Linked DNA regions of Mus musculus: region 2 is linked to region 1. The links are chromatin loops, found by intact Hi-C in ENCODE. Cell type or tissue: left cerebral cortex. All regions are shown on one strand. Each heading gives the region's core, and the rest is flanking DNA. Links, peaks and the distances in the headings are about the cores only. Region 1 holds the start of Ticam1 (toll-like receptor adaptor molecule 1). Region 2 holds the start of Kdm4b (lysine (K)-specific demethylase 4B).

Evidence for each region. Hi-C counts contacts between places; a loop is a spot of excess contacts. Peaks named below come from ENCODE experiments on the same cell type or tissue, not always from the same donor. Only the 100,000 strongest peaks of a DNase experiment are listed, where the experiment ranks them.
Region 2: it touches region 1 in a loop (2.9-fold over the local background); 4 of 42 quality-filtered maps call a loop at or near these places.

The regions. Positions count from the first base shown.
Region 1 is chr17:56,274,358-56,279,725 of GRCm38, forward strand. Ticam1 (toll-like receptor adaptor molecule 1) reads right to left here and starts at 2,410. Exons shown (of 2, transcript NM_174989.5): 1 at 2,337-2,410. Plin3 (perilipin 3) reads right to left here. Exons shown (of 8, transcript NM_025836.3): 8 at 4,605-5,368. In left cerebral cortex, for the core only: CTCF peaks have their summits at 2,336 and 3,184 (motif pointing right); DNase peaks (open chromatin) are centred at 1,931 and 2,609; H3K4me3 peaks cover 1,722 bases; H3K27ac peaks cover 1,961 bases.
Region 2 is chr17:56,322,713-56,328,080 of GRCm38, forward strand. It overlaps Uhrf1 (ubiquitin-like, containing PHD and RING finger domains, 1), which reads left to right. Exons shown (of 17, transcript NM_010931.3): 17 at 1-774. Kdm4b (lysine (K)-specific demethylase 4B) reads left to right here and starts at 3,338. Exons shown (of 23, transcript NM_172132.3): 1 at 3,338-3,517. In left cerebral cortex, for the core only: no CTCF peak of the experiment used is centred there; DNase peaks (open chromatin) are centred at 3,102 and 4,132; H3K4me3 peaks cover 2,247 bases; H3K27ac peaks cover 1,402 bases.

The sequences.
Region 1 (5,368 bases), core at 71-5,070:
AGTGGAGGAGGCAGGAGGATCTCAGAGTTGAGGCCTCCCTGGTCTACAGAGTGAGTTCCCAGGGCTACATAGTGAGAACAATAGGAACAGGACAGTGCCTGGTACACAGCCAGTGCCTAATAAGTGCACACTGAGGTGTGGAGCTGCAGTTGACTTGACAGAGCGCTTGTCTGTCATACATGAGGCCCTGCATTCAGCTCCCAGCCAGGAAAGAGGATAGCAGCAGAGAGAGGAGAGAAAGAGAGCAGACAGGAGAGAGAAATGTTTATTGACACACTGAGCAGTGAATAGACAAAACAGAGCAGGACACACAGTACTTGTGTTTTATTTGCTTTTTTTGTCGCTAAGACAGGATTGGGCCTTGCACTATGTAGCCCAGCATAACCTTACACTTCTGATCCTCCTGCCTCCACCATGTATGGGCAGCAGCTTCCTCTTGTCCAAGCTATATCTGAAAAGCTGAGACAGAGGATTTCTTTCTTTCTTCTTTCTTTTTTTTTTTTTTTTAAAGATTTATTTATTTATTATATGTAAGTACACTGTAGCTATCTTCAGATACTCCAGAAGAGGGAGTCAGATCTCGTTACGGATGGTTGTGAGCCACCATGTGGTTGCTGGGATTTGAACTCCGGACCTTTGGAAGAGCAGTCAGGTGCTCTTACCCACTGAGCCATCTCACCAGCCCTCTTTCTTCTTTCTTGTTTTGTTTTTGGGTTTTTTTTTTTGGGGGGGGGTTGGTTTTTCAAGACAGGGTTTCTCTGTGTAGCCCAGGCTGTCCTGCACCTCGCTCTGTAGACCAGGCTGGCCTCAAACTCCAGGCTGGTGAGATGGCTCAGCGGATAAGAGCACCAACTGCTCTTCCGAAGGTCGTGAGTTCAAATCCCAGCAACCATATGGTGACTCACAACCATCTGTAACAAGATTTGACTCCCTTTTCTGGAATGTCTGAAGACAGCTATAGTGTACTTATATATAATAAATAAATCTTTAAAAAAAACAAACTCAGAGATCCACCCTCTTCTGCCTCCTGAGTGCTGGGATCAAAGGTATGTACAACCACTGCCCAACAACAGGAGGATTCTTGAACCCAAGAGATCAGGGTCCACTTAGGTAAGTTCCAGGTCAGCCTGGTCAGCATAGTGATACACCCTGTCTTAAGATACAAATAACACAGCTGGGCGTGGTGGCGCACGCCTTTAATCCCAGTACTCAGGAGGCAGAGGCAGGTAGATTTCTGAGTTCAAGGCTAGCCTGGTCTACAAAGTGAGTTCCAGGACAGCCAGGGCTACACAGAGAAACCCTGCCTCAAAAACCAAAAAAAAAAAAAAAAAAAAAAAAAGATACAAATAACACAAATGACACAAAAATAAAGGTAGTTATTTTTAAGAGAGAGGGAAGAGGAAAGGGGAGAGTAAGGAGAGAGAGAGAAAGAAGGAGGGAAGGAGAAGGGGAGGGGGAGGGGAGAGTTAGGAAGAGGGAGGAGATGTGCTCAGTGGGTAAAGCACTCATCCAGCATGCCAGTCTGGCAATGGTGGCTCAGGCCTTTAATCCTAGCACTTGGGAGGCAGAGGCAGGTGGATTTCGAGTTCAAGGCCAGCCTGGTCTACAGAGTGAGTTCCAGGACAGCCAGGGCTACACAGAGAAACCCTGTCTCAAAAAAAAAAAAAAAAAAAAAAGCATCCAGCATGCCTAAGAGACTGTGTGATATCCCCAGAACAGCAGAAACCAGGATGGGTGGATGGTGAGTGGATGGGGTAAATAGGCCTCTTTCTTTCTTCCCTGGCCTTCTCTCCCTGGCAGAACTTAGTCTCTGGCACAGGGGGGCCCTCCTCCAGGCTCTGCTGACTGTCAGCTCTGGAACTCAGGGACTTTGTACTGCCAGGGTGACCTTGCATGTATCCAGGGGCCGGAAATAGTTGACTGTAGAAGGTGCAGCAAGCCAGTCCCCACAGGTAGTAGTAGATGGTGTCTGTGTTAGTCTGGGGCAGGAATTTTGACAGGGAACATTGAGGTAGAGAAAGCAGATCTGATCAGGAAATAGCGACAACGGGAGGGATTGAGGGTGGAGAGGGTTGAGGATTCGCTGTTGGGGCTGGAGAAGACCTGGGACTTAGAAGATCTAGCCATGGAGGTTGGGGGGGGGGGGGGGTAACTAGGAACTGAGCGAGCACCCAGGGTCACAGGGCTGGTTTGGGAGTTAGGAGTTGGATTGCGGATCTGAGTATCCATGGGAAAGAACTTGAGGAACCTGGCAGCCTGCAGGTGGCCGGCCCAGCATCTATTCCCGACCCTATGCCCGCCGGCCCGCCGTCCTGTTCCCTCTGCCTTCATCCTACCTGGCTGTAGGGGTCTTGAGCTGGTAGATCTCCCGGTCCCTGGTGGCTGCTGGAGGAGGAGGAGAGAGAAGGGAGGAGGGAGCGTTCGGTTCCGCCCCTTCCTCCCTTCCGGGTCTGGGGGGGGGGGTAGGGGGGGGATGAAGTCAGCGTGTAATCTTATCTAGCTGAGCCAAGCCCTGCCCTCCCGCCCAGTGTCCTGGCGCCACGTGGAACTAGGCAGGACTTGTACTTTGTGAGGCCAGAGCTGGGGAAAGGAAGAAGGAACCCTCCGCCCACAGAGAACTTTAAGCTGTTAGCCAAAGAGCTCAGCTAGTGACATACTCTGGGGATTCGCAAAGCACCATGTGGCTAAGTGCACTGGGAACCTGATGACTCACACTTGTCAGTCCAGCATCACACAGAAAACTAAAGCAGAGAGATTGCCCAGAGTTCCAAGGAAGCCTGACCCACAGAGTGAGACCTCCATCTCAAAAATAAGTTCATACAAGATAAGTAAACAGAAGTGCTGGAGGCCACAAGGTTTTATACAACTGTTAGGTTGTAAATATTTTTAATTCTTTACTTGATTTTACTTGGTGTTGTGTGTATGTATGTGCATGCAGGCATGTATGAATGTAGGTCAAAGAACCGCAAGTACCATTACTTGCTGAGCCGTCACAGAGACACAACACAAAGATTTGTCGGAGATTTCTGGGTATTTACTTTTGAGAAACGGTCTGTGTATGCATACTGGGACTTGGGGCTATCCTCCTAGCTCAGCTAGATGGTGAGATTACAGGCATACTTTAAAGCTTTATTTATTTATTTTACGTATGAGTACACTCTGGCTCTCTTCAGATACACCAGAAGAGGGCATCAGATCTCATTACAGTCGGTTGTGAGCCACATCTGATGGATGTGGTTGCTAGGGGTTGAACTCGGGGACCTCTGGAAGAGTAGCCAGTGCTCTTAGCCACTGAGCCATCTCTCCAGCCCTATGGCATGTTTTAAAACTGATAAAACTAAATTGTGAAAACAGAAAAGCAGCAGTTCCCAGAGGACTATGACTGGAAGATGAGGTGCACAAAGGAGAACCACCCCACCCTCTTGCTGGGGAGTCTAGGCAGGAGTATCTGCCTCATGCCACTGAACTCAATCTCTCCCAGACTCTGGACACTCATCTCCCCAAAGCAGGTAGCAGACGGACTTCTCCACATTTTCATGCTTACATATGCACACGTATTTGTGTAAGTTGGAGGTTGACATCAAGTGTTTGCTCTTGGTCACATCTTTAGGAGACAGTTTCCTGAGTCCAGCCATCTCAGAAACAAGTTCTATCTTGCTGGCAGGGTCAAGACTGAGTTCATGTTCCCAGGCCCCAGAATACAACTCCTATCCTGCTTCTTAGATCTTTCATGTTTGTCTGTTAGCCAGTGAAGGCTGTAAGGAAGGAAGATGCTGTTCTCCAGTTATCCAAACTAAAGCACACAAGTCGTTAGTGTGTCCCTGCCTTGATTTAACTGACTACTGCGGCTCACCCACTCCTTTGGTCCTTCACCACACTAGATTCCAGGTCAGAGTCCAGGAGGGGACTAGGCTGTAAAAGCTGACTCAAGGACCCTGAAACCAGGTGACCCAGATAAGACCTAGTCACCAGTGTTAAGTCCTTGTTTAACCCTTTGTGTCAAGATATGATTGGTCAGTACCCAGGTCCCCTTCGCTTTGTGTTCCCATCCTATAAAAAGCGTCGTGCAGTCTCTCATCAGGGTTCAGATCCCCAACTGGCCACCTCCCTGCCAGTGCAGAAAATAAAGCTTTTATTTTTTAAGCTTCTGTCTCTGAAGTAAGTTTTCTCAGTTTCTACCGCAAACCAAACAACTCCAAGCACTTTACCACAGCAGGCAGCTCTCCTGCCCCGAGTTTTGCTGTTTTGAAACATAGTCTCAAAGTAGCCCAGGTTAGTTTCAAACTTACTAGGTAGTCAAGGATGACCCTGAACTCCAGATCTTCTTGTCCCCACCTTCCCTGAGATCAAGGGGAACAGACTGTGGGCATATTTGGCAGGCTCAGCTTGTCACACTGACCCTTCTCCATACATCACAGAGACGGAGGGAAAATAGGCAGCAGGCCCTTCCTGCTGTCCCCACAGGGTCACAAGTGATCACGTCCAACATTCAAAGTGGGAAGACTCGCACTGTGCATAGAGTAGAGACAGAAGGAAGAAGGTCTCTAGGGATGTCAGGGCAGCTCAGCTCCTAGGAAGGCAACACACATATACACCATCCACTTGGCCTCTGATGCATATAAAATTTATTAAGGCAATACTGAGCCCCAGGATTTGAGGAACAGTGTACTCGGCCCTCACTTTCTCATCTGAAACAATTGCAACATCCCAGCTGTCTATCCTGTCACAGTTGCTGGGTTCTTGGGCCAGGTATCAGGGTCTGTTAGAAAAGCTCTTGCTAGCCGGCCTTTAATCCCAGCACTCAGGAGGCAGAGGCAGGTGGATTTCTGAGTTCAAGGCCAGCCTGGTCTACAAAGTGAGTTCCAGGACAGCCAGGGGCTATACAGAGAAACCCTGTCTCAGGAAAAAAAAAAAAAAAACAAACAAGAAAAGCTCTTGCTATTGTGGGCCATGATGTAGAAAAGAAACCCGGAGTGAAAAATCATTATGCCTTTTTTTACTTCAAGACAAGGTCTAATGTAGCTTAGACTATCACTGAATTTGTGATGTGGCAGCCGGGCTTTGAACCTGTGACCCTCTTGCCTCTATACCACAGTGCTGACACAGGATGACAGACTAGTGCTATCACTATTCATTACCCTCATTCCTCATTTTTTTTTTTTTTTTTTTTTTAGGAAAAAAACATTTTTTTTTTCTAGAATGTTCTGGATCTTTTTACCCCTGGAACATTCTAGAAAAAAAATTGCTTTAAAAGACTGATGGGAATAGGTTAAACACATGTCTCATTCAGACTCAGTAGGGGAGGACCTGTTGTGCAATTGGACTGTTGGGAAAAGCAGTCAAGCCAGATAGATGTTGGCCCTGAACC
Region 2 (5,368 bases), core at 180-5,179, 48 kb after region 1:
CAAGAGAAGGAAAAAAATGTTTTTGTTTTTGTTTTTTTTTTTTTGAGATGGGTTTAGAAACCGTTGAGTTTCATACCAGGCCTCATGTCATGCTGGTAGGAGTTCTCCCCACACCAGCTGCCTAGAAACCATCTGCACCCATCTTTGAAAAGCCCAGACATGTCTTCCTGGCAGCTATCTGTGTGCTTCATTCCAGGGGTGGCCCCTGCAGCTGCCCCTCAGACCTTCATAGATGCCCTGGCCCGCGCCATTCACTGACATGATTGCAGAGGGGAGTTGGCTGTGGCCTCAGGCCAGGGGACCAGCTGGGCTGAAGCTGCATGTGCCTTGGGCTGGCCACTTCTTCACTCCCCTCACCACTGAGCATTGGATGTCTACCTTGAAAGCCTGGTTTTCAGAGAGTGCACTGACTGGGTGTCATGGAAGGCAGAGATGTGTTATCAGTTCCATCTCATTTTTAACTCAGCAACAGAATTCTGAGGGTTTCTGTATTATGGGTTTTTTTATTTTTATTTTTTAAAGCGAGATAAATGGGTTTCCTCGATGAATTTCTTTTGTAGTTACAGCCTGTACTGAGGAAGATGTTTTCCTTGGTAGGTTTTGTTTCTTTTGTAACTTTACCAAAGTGTGCAGGTGTGTCTCATGGAAACTAAACCATTTACTACAGGCAGACTGGACAGCACAGTTCTAAGGGTTGTGTTTTGTTTTGTGTGGGGTATTTTTTCCTTGTTAGATTGTTAACATATTGCAATAAAATAAAATTCTGGCCGGGCAGTGGTGGCGCACGTCTTTAATCTCAGCACTTGGGAGGCAGAGGCAGGCGGATTTCTGAGTTCGAGGCCAGCACTTAAAAGGCAGAAGCAGGTAGATCTCTTGAGTTCACGAAGCTAGCCTGGTCTACAAAGAGTTCCAGGATAGCCAGGTCTGTTAACAAGAACCTTGCCTCAAACAAAAACCACTCAAATACAGTGGGGTATGGTTATATTCTCAGCACAAAACATCCAAGGCTGACCTGGAAATCCGAGATCTGCCGGCCTCTTCCTACTGCTACAACTAAGAGCATGGGCCACCCTATCAAAGATGTCAGAAAATTTATGATTAGAAAATTTATTTCAGAAGTTTATTTTAGCAAATCATGAATGTGAGTGGGTACCTGTAAAGGCCACAGGTGTTGGATCCCCTGGGGTTGGAGCTGGAGGTGGTTGTATGCCACTTGACATAGGTGCTGGGATTTGAACTCAGGCCCTCGGGAAGAGCAGTATACAATCTTAACCATTATGCCATCTCTCCAGCTCAAGGCAAGTGTCTATGCCACTGTGTAGACAGTCCTGAGAGCAGAGCAAACTTAACAAAATCCACTCCTGCCGGGCGTGGTGGTGCACGCCTTTAATCCCAGCACTTGGGAGGCAGAGGCAGCCGGATTTCTGAATTCGAGGCCAGCCTGGTCTACAAAGTGAGCTCCAGGACAGCCAGGGCTATATACAGAGAAACCCTGTCTCGAAAAACCAAAAAAAAAAAAAAAAAAAAAAAAAAAAAAAATCCACTCCTAAATTTAAAAATCTACCTGTCCTTCACACAGGTCACCTGCTCTGGAAAATGTGGTGGCAATGACCACATGGGATTCTGTTTCTGAGCACAGAATAGTACAGACATCCTGAAGGATAGAAAACAATTGCTTCCAGGCACTGAGTGCTAACAGGACTGATAGACATTGGAGTGTGTTTGTGTGTGTGTACTTGTATGTGTGCACTTGCACAGGTAGACATGTGCCACCTGTGGAGGTCCGAAGGACAAAGGACTCTTCCTCCACCCTGTGGGTCACACAAGTCATCTGGCTAGAAGGCAAGTTTACTGAGCTGTTTCACCTGAGACAGGGTCTTATGTAGTTGCCCTGGCTGGCCTCCAGCTCAATGTAACTAAAGATGATGGTGTAGTCCAAATTCTGAGTACATGGTGACTGGCGTGGGTGATGGCTGTTCTCTTTACATTGCACAATGAAGAGCAATGGAAACAATTCAAGACTCGTCTAGCTTGGAATAATTTATGTGTAACCTTGAGAGTTAGTGAATTAGCAACAGACTAGGGGGGTAGAACAAATATCTTGGGTGCACAAAGAACCTGCTCTAAGGAGGGTACTTTCCAGATGTTAGATATTAAAGTAGAAGGATTTCTAGTCTACCCCATAAAACAGGAATGTTGTCACCTCTGCTTGCTCAAGTATAGAAGCCGTAATGGTAGTTTGCAAAGCAGGCTCTGGATAAAAGAGCTTGCAGTGAAGCCTAACAACCCAGATGACAAACTCCAGAGTTGCCCTCTGACCTGTAGAGGTATATACCACACATATATACAAAATAATAAAAATTTAAAATTATAAATGCATATTGATGGGGATGATATCAGACCTTAACTAAATGCTCTTGAGTGCAGGGTGACTGGTGTGGTGATGCTGTTCCCTTCACATCGCACAATGAAGAGATGGAAACAATTGTGTGGAGCAGGGGCTTGGACACCTGTAGCTGGAATTTGGGTGCCCAGGCCTCCAATTTGCAATACGCTGAGCTAGAGAGTAGGACCTAGGACATTTTGAGAAGTAGATAATTGAATCCTCTTCCACTGAGTTATTGCAACGCTTTCCATGGGTACAGCTATCAGTTCAAGGTGGGGGGTGGGGTGGACCAAGTCGCGCACGTTTTAGGGAACTCATGAACGTTTGGGGAGGGCAATATGGAACGCTTTTGAGATCCTCTTACCCTAGTTCGGCCTTTTGCAAAGCTGGGCTCAAATTCTGACTCTAGATCTAGAACTACTGGGTTTCGAACCACTGTCTCCGGACCCAGAGCTGATGTTGTGCAGGAAATCACGTACTCAGCAGCCGCCCGATCACAGGGTGGAGTCTGGAGCAGCAAGACAGCGATTGACATTCAGTCGCAACCATTCGGCACCCAGAGACCGGTACCAAACACCAATCCGCGTTTGTCTCAGTAAAGTCTGAGAACGCGCTTGTCAATCTGCGTGAGCTCGGGGCTATCCTACACCCGACCGCAGCCGGATTGGCTGTGTGCATCTTGACGGGCATGCTTCGTACCCACTGAAAGCTGAGCCGGTCACTAGGCACGTGAGTGGGTGCCGGCACGTCCTCGGGGTTGGACCAATGAAGGGAAGAAATCGAGTGCCTGCTCCCGCCCCAGGTCGCGGAGGGCGGGGCCGCTCGGTGTTGATGAGGGGAGGGGTGGAGCTGTCAGCCGCCACCAATCAGCGTGCGGGCGTGGGCTGAATGCCCAATGGCGGCCGAGTAGGAGCCGTCGCCCCGCCCCTCTGAAGCTTCGCCTCCCCGCCCCGGGCTCTTGCTGAGGGCTCGGCCGCGAGCGAGCGAACCATCGAAGGAGCAAAGAGACCGGGCGAAGCTCGGAGCCCAGTGGCCGGGGCGAGCGAGTGAGGGCCGGCGGGGGCGACGCGAGACGGCCGGGCACGCGCCGCTCAGCCTGCTGTCTGCGGCCCGGGCCGCGCGTTGCGCCAGGTGAGTGAGTGTGCGATCCGTGGCGGCGCTCAGCAGCTTCCAGGCCCCTTTGGGGGGCCGCGCGGCCGCCATGCCTGCCCCCACGCCGCACCTTGGGCCGCCGCGCGCACTCCAGGCCGAGGCTTTGGCTGCGGCCTACTCGGCTCCTCAGGGCGGCGGAGTACGCCGCGCTTTTGTCCGTTCGGGCGAAGCTGCTGTTTGTTGATCGACAAAACGATTGTGTGCCTGGGAAAGGAGGGTGTGTTTTTTTGGGGGTGGGTGGGGGGGGTTGACGATGGGGCCGGACAAAGGCGGGGCGGGGGCGGGGCGCCGCGTCCCCTTTCCAGGGCACAAAAGATGACAGCGTGGGTGGCCCGGTCCAGCCATCCCTTCAACAACCCCAAATCCTTAAAAATAAAAAACCCACTCCAAGTCCCTGCTCCCCGCCGCTTGCATTTTGGTTCCCTTTGGTTTGGAGCTGTCCCCTCCAAACACTCACCCATCATGGCCTTGCAAACTTGACCCCCGCATGTCCAGAATCTGTAAATCACCATATAATCTGCATTTTAAAAATGAAAATAAATAGTACACGTATCTGCTATTGCAATGGCAGCCTTTCCACCTCGCTTCTGTACCCTGGTCTCTTTGCTTTCCAGCTCCCTTCTTTCTGTAAGCCATGAAATGTGCAGTTTTCCGCGTGCACACTAGTCCAGGGCATCCCGGCAGACAGGGAAGCTTGGCAAAGCTGGGGACAGCTGGGGGTGGCTTTCCTACTGCCATATCCTGGGGGGTTTTGGGGGTTCTGTTAGGGGTTTCGGTCAGCCAGCTGAGAGTATAAGGGATTCCAGGTTTGCAGATTTGATGCTGTAACTGGTGCGGTTTGGCCATTACGGTTCGGGCATCGCGGTTCCTTGTCCCATCTGTCTGAAAGGGGGGGGGGCGGGGCGGAGGATGGCATCGCTTTAATAATTAACACCTGGGGAAGTGTCTTGCCGGAGTAGTTGCTAGTTTTTTTCAACTATGGAGAGGATGGATCCGGTATGTTTCAAAAAGCAAAAAGAAAGAGTGTATCTTTCCCTGTAACCAAGTGGGATTTGCTCAGCCTGCAGCCTGGTGCCAGCACCTTCATAGGCGCTGAGGATCTTGGTTGCAGAAGGTTGGGGGGTCCGGGATGTCTCTGTGTCCCATTAGTTGTGTATCTGACAGTCCCCAGGCTGGAGACTGCACTGTTCCCCAAACAGCTCCTGCCTCAAAATGGGTTCATTACGTGGGTCTTCAGGGGCTCCTACCACTACCAGGAAAGGGCTAATCACTCTCTTTAATTCTCCAGTAATTGCTGCCTTCAGAGTCACCAAAAGGGCGTGTCTCCAGACTGGGCCAACCTTTTCTTCCCACCCTGCTCTAGCTGTAGTCAGCTTTCTTCTTCCCTTCCTTTTTTCCCCAAGCCTTGTGGGTGTTCTGTATCTAAACTTGTAGGGTCCCTATGCAAGACTCCAGTCAAACTTTTCATCCTCTCCCTAGGAGGGCAGGAAGCCTGACTGTCATGGGGTGTTTTGATGTTTGGGGTGGAAATGTCCTTGTGCCAGGTGCTCCATGTACCTGTGCATATCCAGGCGCACCTGTGAATGTGTGTGTTCTAAGCTGGGATTGTATAGGTCTGATTGACAAATGATTTTCTAATCCTTTCCTCCCGGGGAGAGGGCTGCTGAGGAGATATCATAGTACACTTTGTATCTGGAGACTCAGTTACAGTCTTGTAGATATTTGTCTGTAGCCTGTAGCCTGTCTCCTTCCCTGCCCCAGGGGCCCCTCTGTTTTCCCTGCCTGCCCAGCCCTTACTTAGACTTTCTGTTCTTGCTTCCCACCTCTGCT